Regions from separate parts of the Mus musculus genome. Here regions 2, 3 and 4 are each linked to region 1. A link is a loop called in an ENCODE intact Hi-C map of the cell type or tissue named here. Cell type or tissue: left cerebral cortex. All regions are shown on one strand.

Region 1 (2,500 bases):
ATGAATGAATAAATGAATAGTTTTAACCTAACCAGGAACGTCGAGAGTTACTCCATCTGAAAGCTGTAGGTTTTTTTTTTTTTTTTTTTTTTTTTAAGAGAGATCCGTTTCTGCTATTAGGAAAACACACTGCACAGGGCCACCCCGTTTAAGCCTTCACCCCAGCCTGAATAAACAAAACAAAGCAGGGTTTTAAGGCTGGCGACCCACAGGTTGCCTGTTTTCAAAACAAATTAAAGAAGATTTGGTATGGTGGGTTCCAATCACAATAAAATAGTATGGGTGCAAAAGATTCCTCATTTCAAAAGTCTGCGGTCCCCCTGATTAATTGTATTCAAGCTTTAAAAGTATTGCAGTCAATCCTCCCCCCCCCACCCCCAATACATTCAAATAATTGAAAAAAAAAGTTTTCCTGTTTAACTGCCTGCAAATTTCTGAAAGTAAAACCAATAAAAACAAAAACTACTTTTGCAACTCTCCCCATAATATTTTAAGAATACAGTGCCTAGCCAGACAGCCTGGTTTAAAAAAAAAAATCTAAGCAAACAAATACTTCCCGACAAAGAGGTTGATTTGAAAAGAGGGTGATTTTTCTACCCTTCCCTCTAGAAGGGGGGAAAAAAACCTTCGCTCCACCCTGCTATTAAACAAAACACAATACCTTTTTCTGGGTGGTACTGCACAGAAGTTGATTCAGTTTTGACAATGTTGTTTAGCTATCATTTGCTATTTTGAATGAATGGAAGCAATCCCCGCTTTTACAACATTTGTTTCCTATTATGGAGAGGTGCAGCAGTTGAGGGCACGCATGTGAAAGTGGCTGTTTGATTCTCTTTTTCATCCCCCTGACCCTGCTTTTGTCCCTCCTCACCCTGGGAATGTCACGCCTGGATACTTCACTTTGAGCTGCTGGAGAAAGTGGCTTTGTTTCTCCCTTTTAGACATACACGAAATTGTTCTCTTTCCCCCGCTGTAAAAGATACTTCACATCGGGACTCGGTTCACAAGTGCAATGCAATTTGGCTTAGTCCAACCTTTGTTCTGCTTGTACAAATGAGCGAACAGTGCACACATTATACAGTTGATCCACTGCTGTCTTAACCCCAGAGTTAGGGGCTGGGAGAAAAAGCAAGCTAATCCCTTCAATACCAAGGTAGCTTTAGCAATATTCCGTCCAATAAAAATAATAGCTTGGAGTTCCGTCTTCGATTTCACACAGTGCAAAGCAAAACTTAAGGGGAGGGGGTTGTCCCCAAACGCAGCAGAAATTCTTCCAGGGATATTTGGCAAATGCTTTTTGGACACACACACACACTGTCAGGTTCGGTGAAGCTCAGATGAAATCTATGCAACTGTTTGTATAGACATTTGATTTGGAAACTAAGATTTTAAGCTGTGGGGTCTCTGAGCAAGCCACAAGCAAAGCGAACACCAAATGGTATTTAGCAAATTGATTCCAAATAGAGGACATTGTGTTGAGCGGGGTGGGGGGGGGGAGCGGTTTTCTCCCCCCACTAAAATTGCTTGCTCCCTGTAAAGAACCATTCTTAGGACTGGGGGTGGTGCAGTAGGAGGAGCGCCCAACTTTAGCTACTATTTGTTTTATGCTTGGGTTAAAGGGAAAACCAGACCTCTGGCACTCTACACCTTGGAGCAGTTACTGGGGATAACTGGGTAAGATGTCCAGGGCGTGGTCGCTCAACTCATTTCCCCTCCTGGCCCAAACAGGGAAGAGTGACACAGCCAGAGGTCTCAGTTTCCTGGTGGGAAAATTTTCTTTGTGGGCACTAAGGGATTGGAGGGACACCCCTTATCTGTTGGGATCTGAGTTTACTGTGGGAGTTGGGCGACTATTGGAGTCTAATCTTTGGAACCAGGGAGACTAAAGTAGTAAATGGAAGGAGCGGGATTGTCAAAGGTTTGACTTCCGCCTTCCTGTTCTGAGTTAAGGTTCTAAGCCCATGTGGCAGTCACCAATGGATGAAATGGTTCGCAAATTCCCTACCAGGCATCTTCCCTGCTACTGTGTAAAAGTGTGCCCCTATGATGACAGAGCCCTGAGGCCGCTGTCAGAGACGTTAGGTTGAAGATTGATACCAGCCACAGTTGGCGGTTGGCACAAGAGCGAACCGTGTGTTGTCAACTCAGTCTTCCTTCCTGAGGCAGGGTCGTCGGGCAGGTTCAAAATCCCACGGAAGTCGCTAGCGAAAAGCGAAGGTGGATGCTTCTTGTGTCTCGCGCGAGTCTCTGGGGCCCTAAAACCTGCAAGGAGTGCTTGCTGTCCGGTCCAAGAGACCCGACAAGCCAATAAGCCTGAGGTCCAGAACTGGAAAGCGAGGCAAAGTCGTGCGGGGAGAGGGTGGTGGTGAATGAGGTGTGTGTTGGGGGGTGGGGGTGGGGTTTACAGTTGCCCAGGACAAACAGCCTGCTACATTCAGCACGGTATTTTTTTTTTTTTTAATTGTCCACTGACAGGCTGAAGAAGTTTGTTTAGTACTGA
Region 2 (2,500 bases), 260 kb after region 1:
GGGAAAGACTATGATAAAAGCAGTGAGTTTTCTGTAACCCCACCTCAATACTCCAATCAAACATAAGATGGAAGAGCTTTGATTGGGGAGGAAAAAGGGAGTCTTTGAACATGGACGGGTGGGTGCTGTATGCAGTCACTTCACCTAGATTTAGCTCTCTGAATTACCAAGTCCCTGGATGGAAGCTACACAGTCACCATTAAGCTGAGTTCACAATGGCCCCTAAAGGAGCTGGGACTTCAAAGGTGGCTCAATGGGTGTTTTCCGTTCTTCATTATACCCGATACAAGAGTAACCTGCACTAAACAATCCACTCTGCCTAATTAAACGGAATCTCTTCCTCTCTATTAAATATTTAGAAGTGCCAGCTGGGCATAAACATGTCACCGGAGAAGGTGGGAGGGGATACCCTCTTGATACTGGTCAATAACTGACTTAACCTCCTTTAAGCAAAGCTGTGGTCTGAATAGCACCAGGGCACATAAATTATTCTAATTACTTTACTATCAGTAAAAACTGTTTAGAGGTAAAGAGTGTTTATTCTCCACAATTATGCTCACAAGAACCATCAGGATATACAATCTGGAGGTGTGGGTCTTTGCTCCAGATACCAGCAGATAGCTTGTGGTATTTTCTTTTTCAATTATCCATGTCTCTAAAAGCTATGACAGTATTTTCTACCATGGTCCTATCCAGATTAGATAGCAAGGTTTTGTTTTGTTTTTAAAATATTTTTATCATAGTTCTTAGTATTTTTAAAAAGACACTTCATGTCTTCTTTGAAGACGGAATTTCTCTTAATGTGCTTCGAGTTTGTGTGGTTTTGTTTTGCGGTTAAAGCAAGAAAGGTGTGCAAATTGTTTGCTCCTTTTTGAAACTGGTGGAGGAATTACAAAGTTCTTTCGGCTCATCAAAGTAGTTTGGCTTGCATGCAAGGCTCACTGACAAACCTCCTAACCTTTTTTAAAAACATATGGTTTTTATTTGTAACAATATTTGTGACATAAGGTTTGTTCGTTATACAACCAGAAAAAAATTGTAGAAACCAGTGTTTGATGGCGATTATGAGTTGAGACGCTTTGTTGGAGCGCCCTCTTGTGACCAGGCTTCACCAATGCAACTTCTGTCCTAAAAAACATTTTTTTTAATGATTATTTATTTATTCATTCATTTTCGGAACAGCATTGATCTATGGGTATAGACATAAATATTTAGAGGAGACTTTGACATCGCATCTATTTTTCAAACAGTAAATATGTTCTCCACTTAGACTTCTGACATCCCCAGCCACAGGCTTTTCTTGAGCAGGTTTACAGTGACAGGCATGGATCTCCTTTGAAGAGAGCCTCAAATCCAATCAGAAAGCAGTTGGTTACCCCCGTAACGACCAAGCCATTGGGCACCTCCTAACTCCAAAAGCACTGAAAAGTGTATTTCACTGAAGTAAAGAAATAAGTGAGAGTTTTTAAATGTATGTGAACGCTTAAAATGTACATACAGAATTTCCACAGAGCAGAAAGTGCTTTGAAAAGAGACAGTTTGCACCCAACCCCAAGTGCCCATCAGGAAGTCACAAGGGAAACGCCGCTTATGCCCTGACTCAACACCTCTGTCAGATGCCAGTGGTGGGATTCAGATAGAGCCTAGACGACAACGACGATGAAAACGGCGGCGGCGGCAGCGGTGGCAGCGGCGGTGTGAAGGCTGAACACGGTCCCCATCACTGCCTGAGGCCCCCCAGCATGCTGTAAAGACATGTTTCCGTTGGTTAAGTCCTTAGTGGTTGCTGTCCTTGGGTGAAATGTGGTTTTTCTTTGAGACCCTCCCTCTTATACTTGGACATGAGAATTTCAGCAAAAGAAAAGACATTAAAGGAGTTAGTTATGCTAACTATGTAAAATACAGTGTTAAACATAATGTTAACTATGTAAAATGTAATGTTAACTATGTAAAATGTAATGTTAACTATGTAAAACATAATATTCTAAGTAAAGTCTTCTGAAAGCATTTTTATGCTTCAATGTTCACTAAAAATAAAGTTATTTGGGGAAGATTGTTGCATTTTACCAGGAAACCTGGGCTGAGAAATTAATATATTTTGAGGGCTGGAGAGATAGCTCAATGGTTAAGAGCACCAACTGCTCTTCCAGAGGACCTGGGTTCAATTCCTGGCACCCACATGGTGGCTCAAAACTGTCTGTAACTCGCACTCTCACACAGATGTACATGCAGGCAAAACACCAATGCACATGATATAAATTTTTAAAAAATGCTTTTAAAGAAATAAATACAATTTGAAATCACTGTGGTTATCATTCATAGAACTTTCTCTTTGAGATGAGAAAATGAGCATGCACTTATTACATATCTTTAATTTTATACAGTTTAAATTACTAATTTCGGCATTTAAAGTGTAACAGAGTTTCTTATTCATATAAGAAATTAAAAGCTCAATAATAATATTAAAAAGGAATTGATGAATGAAGACTATTTTCTTGAG
Region 3 (2,500 bases), 57 kb before region 1:
CATTTGCAAGAACAACTGTGAAAGCTACTTGGTGCTTGTTGTGCAATTACCACTGAAGAGAGTTTGGGGTATCTCATTAAAAGGTGTCCCAGATGTTTGTGCCCTTGTGGCTTGTGTTGATCTGTTCTTTTCCAGTCCTAATTATCAATCAAAAATGAGCGAATCAGCCACCCACTCTGTGAAAGGCCTGTTTATGCATATGATCAGGACCCTAGCTAAGAGACATCGGAGGTATCTGACCAGTTCTGCTTGCCCACATGGATTAGGGAAGAAGGATGGCTCTCTATACTTTTCACTAACATGCATGTTGGAGGCTCTACGTGTAATGTGTTAGTTGTACTTGGGAACATGTAAGTAAGAAGGCAGAAACATTTGAACACTTCTAGAACAACTATCCACCTGTCTGTACCCCTTTGTCGTTTGGTACAGTATGTTTTATTTGAAGATTTCTGTGTGAATAGCATTTCAGGGTTAGGGGTGACTTCTCTAAATGCTGAGTTAGGAGAAAAACAATGCCCTAGAACTCTGATTACAGTATTTTAGCATGTTCACTGCCCTTTCAGTTGCCACTGGTCTATTCTTTTTTTTTTAAGATTTATTTATTCATTTATTTATTTATTTATTATATGTAAGTACACTGTAGCTGTCCTCAGACACTCCAGAAGAGGGAGTCAGATCTTGTTATGGATGGTTGTGAGCCACCATGTGGTTGTTAGGATTTGAACTCCTGACCTTCAGAAGAGCAGTCGGGTGCTCTTACCCACTGAGCCATCTCACCAGCCCGCCACTAGTCTATTCTTAACAGGGCTACAAACCACCCAGTGGGCACTTAGTGAGGCCAGGATGTCCTAAGAATATGCGTCACAACAAGCTACTACTTGCCTCTGCTGCCTGCTGGTCCAAGCTCGTGCGCTGGCCTGCATTCTGAAAGCAAGCCTTGCAGGATCAGACTGGCACAGCACCATAGCCAAAGATGCTCGTGACTCTCTTCACAGATGTTCCCTGTGCTTCTGGAAACAGTGGACCATCCACCAGGGATTCTCTAAACTGGGAATTCAAATGGCTTTGAGTAATCTGGAAGGCAAACGGAGGAAGACAGCAGCAAGACAGATAGACTCATTTGTGGAAGAATTGAATACTTCCGTTCATCACCACTTTCAGTACTTCTGTTCATCAGCATGTAATGTTGCAAGTGGGTGGGGAGGGAGCCTTTGTTTCCATGGTAACAGCAGGAAATACTCCTGTTTAAAGGGAGTGTAACTGAAAATGGTGTGTGTGTGGGGGGGGGGGAGGGGGTGTGGGTGTGTGTTGAGAAGAGAGCTATTAAACATCCTTTATCAAAGACGGACAAGCATGGTCATTATGTTGATTTAAGTCTGGTTGTGTGTATATGATTCTATTATATACATACATGGTAAGTATATAGGTGAATATAGATAGTTCTTTCATAGAAGGCCTATTTCCAGTTATCTAGGACAGTTAAAATTTTTTTCTTTAATGTATATTGCCTAAAATTTAAAAACCACCATTTCTGACATTAGGAAGACAGTTCTAGAGAAATCTTGTTGCACAAGCAAATTCTTAGCAGGTGCTAGGTGGCTACTTTGTCTTGAGGATGCGTGAAGCAGGCTGCATTTCTGCAGGAGGGATGCTCAGAGTGGGTCATTTTCAGCATGTGGAAGTGTTTACAGGTATTTGATCTCAGCCCAGCTGAGAGAGAAAAACCTCCCCTTGGAACTGGTGAGAACCTTGTGAGTCCCACAAAAGGTTTCTGTCTCCCAGGAAAGCACTTCTGGGAGGAAGATGCTCGAGCCACACCCAGCTTGTGTCTCCCTTGAACTGTCTGGGGAACTTTAGAAATGGGCACAAGAAGCCTTAAGTTTAGACTAGGGGCTCAGAAGGAAATGCAATTAATTGGTAAAATGCTTGCACCCAAATGTACCAACTTGAGTTTGAATCCCCAGACCCCACATTAAAAACAAACAAACAAACAAACAAACACCTATTGATGTGGCAGTATGTGTAATTCCACTGCCAGGGAGGGAGAGACTCACACACATGCTCGCTCTCTTGCTCTCTCTCTCTTACACACACACACACACACACACACACACACACACACACACACACAAACAAACAAGCAAACACCTATTGATGTGGCAGTATGTGTAATTCCACTGCCAGGGAGGAAGAGACTCACACACATGCTCTCTCTCTCTCTCTCTCTCTCTCTCTCTCTCTCTCTCTCTCTCTTATACACACACACACACACACACACACACACACACACACACACACACACACACGCATGTGTGCTCACGCATTCACAAAAGATTTAGCTCTTTGACCCAGTTGTCACTACTTCTGGGAGTTCACTGTGAAGACATTATCTTAAACACCTAAAACGTATTTGTTGATGAAGTATTAGTTGTAACATTAGTACTAGCCTGAGTTACACTAAATGAAACATCATGTATCTGGAGCTTTTCCTCATACAGCC
Region 4 (2,500 bases), 1.4 Mb before region 1:
ACAGCCATAACAATTTGGGCTGCATAGCAGACGCTTTTAAGACTATGCAAGTATTTATTAAGAAGTGTGCTTTCTAAATCAACAAAGGAACTGAGTGGGACCTAAAGATTCCTCTCCAGGAAGGTACCTTTGTCTCAATGATAGCTGGGACATCGAGCCTCTATGTTCTGGAAGAGTCTCTGTGTCAGATGGCCGGCTTAATGGCCTTCCCATTTCCATCACTAACCATGTTGACAGCCTACCTTTTCCAACTGATATGCTGGCATTGTAATTTATCTTCAAAAAAATAAATCACATGTTATAGCCTTTCTATCATCTGGGTTAATCGAATCAGTTCCTTAAATGTCTTTAAGTCTAATGATTTGAAAGAGGCACATTGTTTGAAATATTAAAAAAAAAAAAATCAGGGCTCTTGGGTTGTATGCAGAATGATCTCAGAGCTCATTTCAAACCTAAGTGTCTCCTAATGGTCTCATCCATCTCCAGTGGGATGGGCCTGGCCACTTTATTTAAAATGTTTCCTGAAAACTCTAACGGACAAGCTTAACACAGAGTATATTTAGAGTGAAATACATTTTATTCATTAACAAGAGCTTTTATAAAGAGCTTTACCTATTTTTATCCAGAAATGTTTAATGAAGTATTTTGGACCTATTATGAAAATTCTATAAAACAAATGCACTTATTTAACATCAATATTAACTTTTTTATTGGCCATCTAAACACCCATTTAATTAGCTCTTCCTCCTAATGCCCAGAAGAGGCTGAGATTGGACCATTTATTAGCTATAAAAATTCTCTAGATATTAACTCCCTCGTTCCTTACTGTGGCCTCTGGTCACTGTATTCCATGGAAAGGATGATCTTCGGCTGCAGAACGTGGGTGACTAGCTGGTTATGACTTCAATACAGAGCACAATACTTTCCTTTTGAAAAGGGTCCTCCATGTTTGGGGGACTCCAGGAGATGATTTTAAAAGTGGGTTTTGTAATACCCATTTCTACTTCATATACACATGACAGTGAGTCATCAAGGTATACAGTTGAGCTTTGTGTTTTATCAGTAACCACCCTTTAAAAGAGGGAAGAAATGAAGATCCCAGCAGGCAATCTTTTCTGCCAGGCCTGAGGAAAATGGCATCAGCGCCCTCTGCAGCTGATGGTGTGTATGTGCAGGTGAATAAGAGTTTTAAGGTTCCTTGTGTTCTGTCTGATGCTAAGACGTCTTACTAGAATTTCATTTGAATTAATTTGCAGGAAAACATCATGGAGATTCAGAAACATTTTAGACAGAAGATGGTTTAGAAGGAAGACTTTCATTAAAATATCTTAAAAAATAAAATTTGCCATAGAGAATATACTTAGAACCTGCTCACATCGACTTTTAGAGACAGAGTTGTGTGAATCACAGATTAGCCACAACTACTACATCGATATCAGGATAGGAGATTTTTACATTTATATTGTGTTGGGGGAGGACTGTGAGCGCACACTCCATGTTGTGCGTGTGAAGGTCAGAAAGCAGCTTTCGAAAGTTGCTTTGGTTCTCTCCTCCCACCCTGTGGCTCTCAGTCGGGTGGTCAGGCTTGGCAGCAGGTACCTCTTACCTGCTGAGCCATCTCAGCCTCCCAGGTCTGGAGATATTAATAGATGTTTTCCAACCATTTAAGTGCTTGACATATAATTCAAATCACCCCCTCCCCACTTCATGTTCCTGAGTTTACATTTTTAAAATCCCTCACCTCGATACAGAGTTCTTAGCTCTTGTTGCTTTCTGTAGAGCTCTGTCATTCCTCTGCACACACTTCCTCCCAAGTGCTGGCTTTTTGTAGACATTCACCTCCAAGGATCCTTGGGGGGAATAAGGTGTTCTCATGGGAACATCAGTACTGTTGGGGATAAAGACCCATATTCGGAGCCACTGGAAAACAAAACCAAATGAACAGTCCTTGTCCTCCCTTGTATCCTGGGAGGGACCGCTGAAAAGAAAATGAGGGATACTAGATGTCTTTGTAGCAGTGGAGGAAAGTTAATTACTTCTCAACTATAAATGTGTGGAAGGCACAGGGCCAAAACAGGAGACATTCAAGGACAGGACGTGGGCATCCATTTTGGACACCCAGAAGCAAACAACAAGGTGCCTTGCTTCAGGCATGCATATGTCCCCCTTCAGGGGAACTGTGACTTCCTGTCTGCTGTTGATAAACCTGGAAATACTAGTTTATAAAGAGCATGCACACACACACACCTATGTGACATGTCCCTATCCTTGAATTTGTAGTGCGTTTGAATGACAGTAACTAAATATGAAAAGCCATTGGCTAGCCTCAGGAGAAATGCAGAATGGTTGTGGAAGACAATATCAGAAAAGACAAAAGTCCCTCAATTATTTCTGTAGGGCCTTCTGTGGGTCTCTTTGTACTTTCGATCACTATGGGAACAGATACAAACTCCAAAAGATAAACACAGGGTTTCCCAACATGAGGTCCAATAGAAAACTC

The links. Peaks named below come from ENCODE experiments on the same cell type or tissue, not always from the same donor. Only the 100,000 strongest peaks of a DNase experiment are listed, where the experiment ranks them.
Region 2: it touches region 1 in a loop (4-fold over the local background); 6 of 42 quality-filtered maps call a loop at or near these places.
Region 3: a loop joins it to region 1, with 2.5 times the contacts of the local background. A loop is called at or near these places in 2 of 42 quality-filtered maps.
Region 4: a loop joins it to region 1, with 5 times the contacts of the local background. A loop is called at or near these places in 3 of 42 quality-filtered maps.

Annotation. Positions count from the first base shown.
Region 1 is chr9:69,764,895-69,767,394 of GRCm38, reverse strand. The region is part of intron 1 of B230323A14Rik (RIKEN cDNA B230323A14 gene); the gene reads right to left. Among named protein-coding and RNA genes, the nearest start is that of Gm31530, 1.3 kb to the left of the region's middle. In left cerebral cortex, no CTCF peak of the experiment used is centred here; a DNase peak (open chromatin) is centred at 1,072.
Region 2 is chr9:69,504,364-69,506,863 of GRCm38, reverse strand. No RefSeq gene overlaps it. Among named protein-coding and RNA genes, the nearest start is that of Mir3109, 49 kb to the right of the region's middle. In left cerebral cortex, a CTCF peak has its summit at 1,101 (motif pointing left); a DNase peak (open chromatin) is centred at 1,185; H3K4me3 peaks cover 287 bases.
Region 3 is chr9:69,822,093-69,824,592 of GRCm38, reverse strand. It overlaps B230323A14Rik (RIKEN cDNA B230323A14 gene), which reads right to left. Exons shown (of 5, transcript NR_040765.1): 4 at 883-1,074. Among named protein-coding and RNA genes, the nearest start is that of Gm51684, 14 kb to the right of the region's middle. In left cerebral cortex, no CTCF peak of the experiment used is centred here; a DNase peak (open chromatin) is centred at 1,016.
Region 4 is chr9:71,209,720-71,212,219 of GRCm38, reverse strand. It overlaps Gm3458 (predicted gene 3458), which reads left to right. Exons shown (of 4, transcript NR_110518.1): 4 at 1-307. Among named protein-coding and RNA genes, the nearest start is that of Gm3458, 4.4 kb to the left of the region's middle. In left cerebral cortex, a CTCF peak has its summit at 1,155 (motif pointing left); a DNase peak (open chromatin) is centred at 1,141.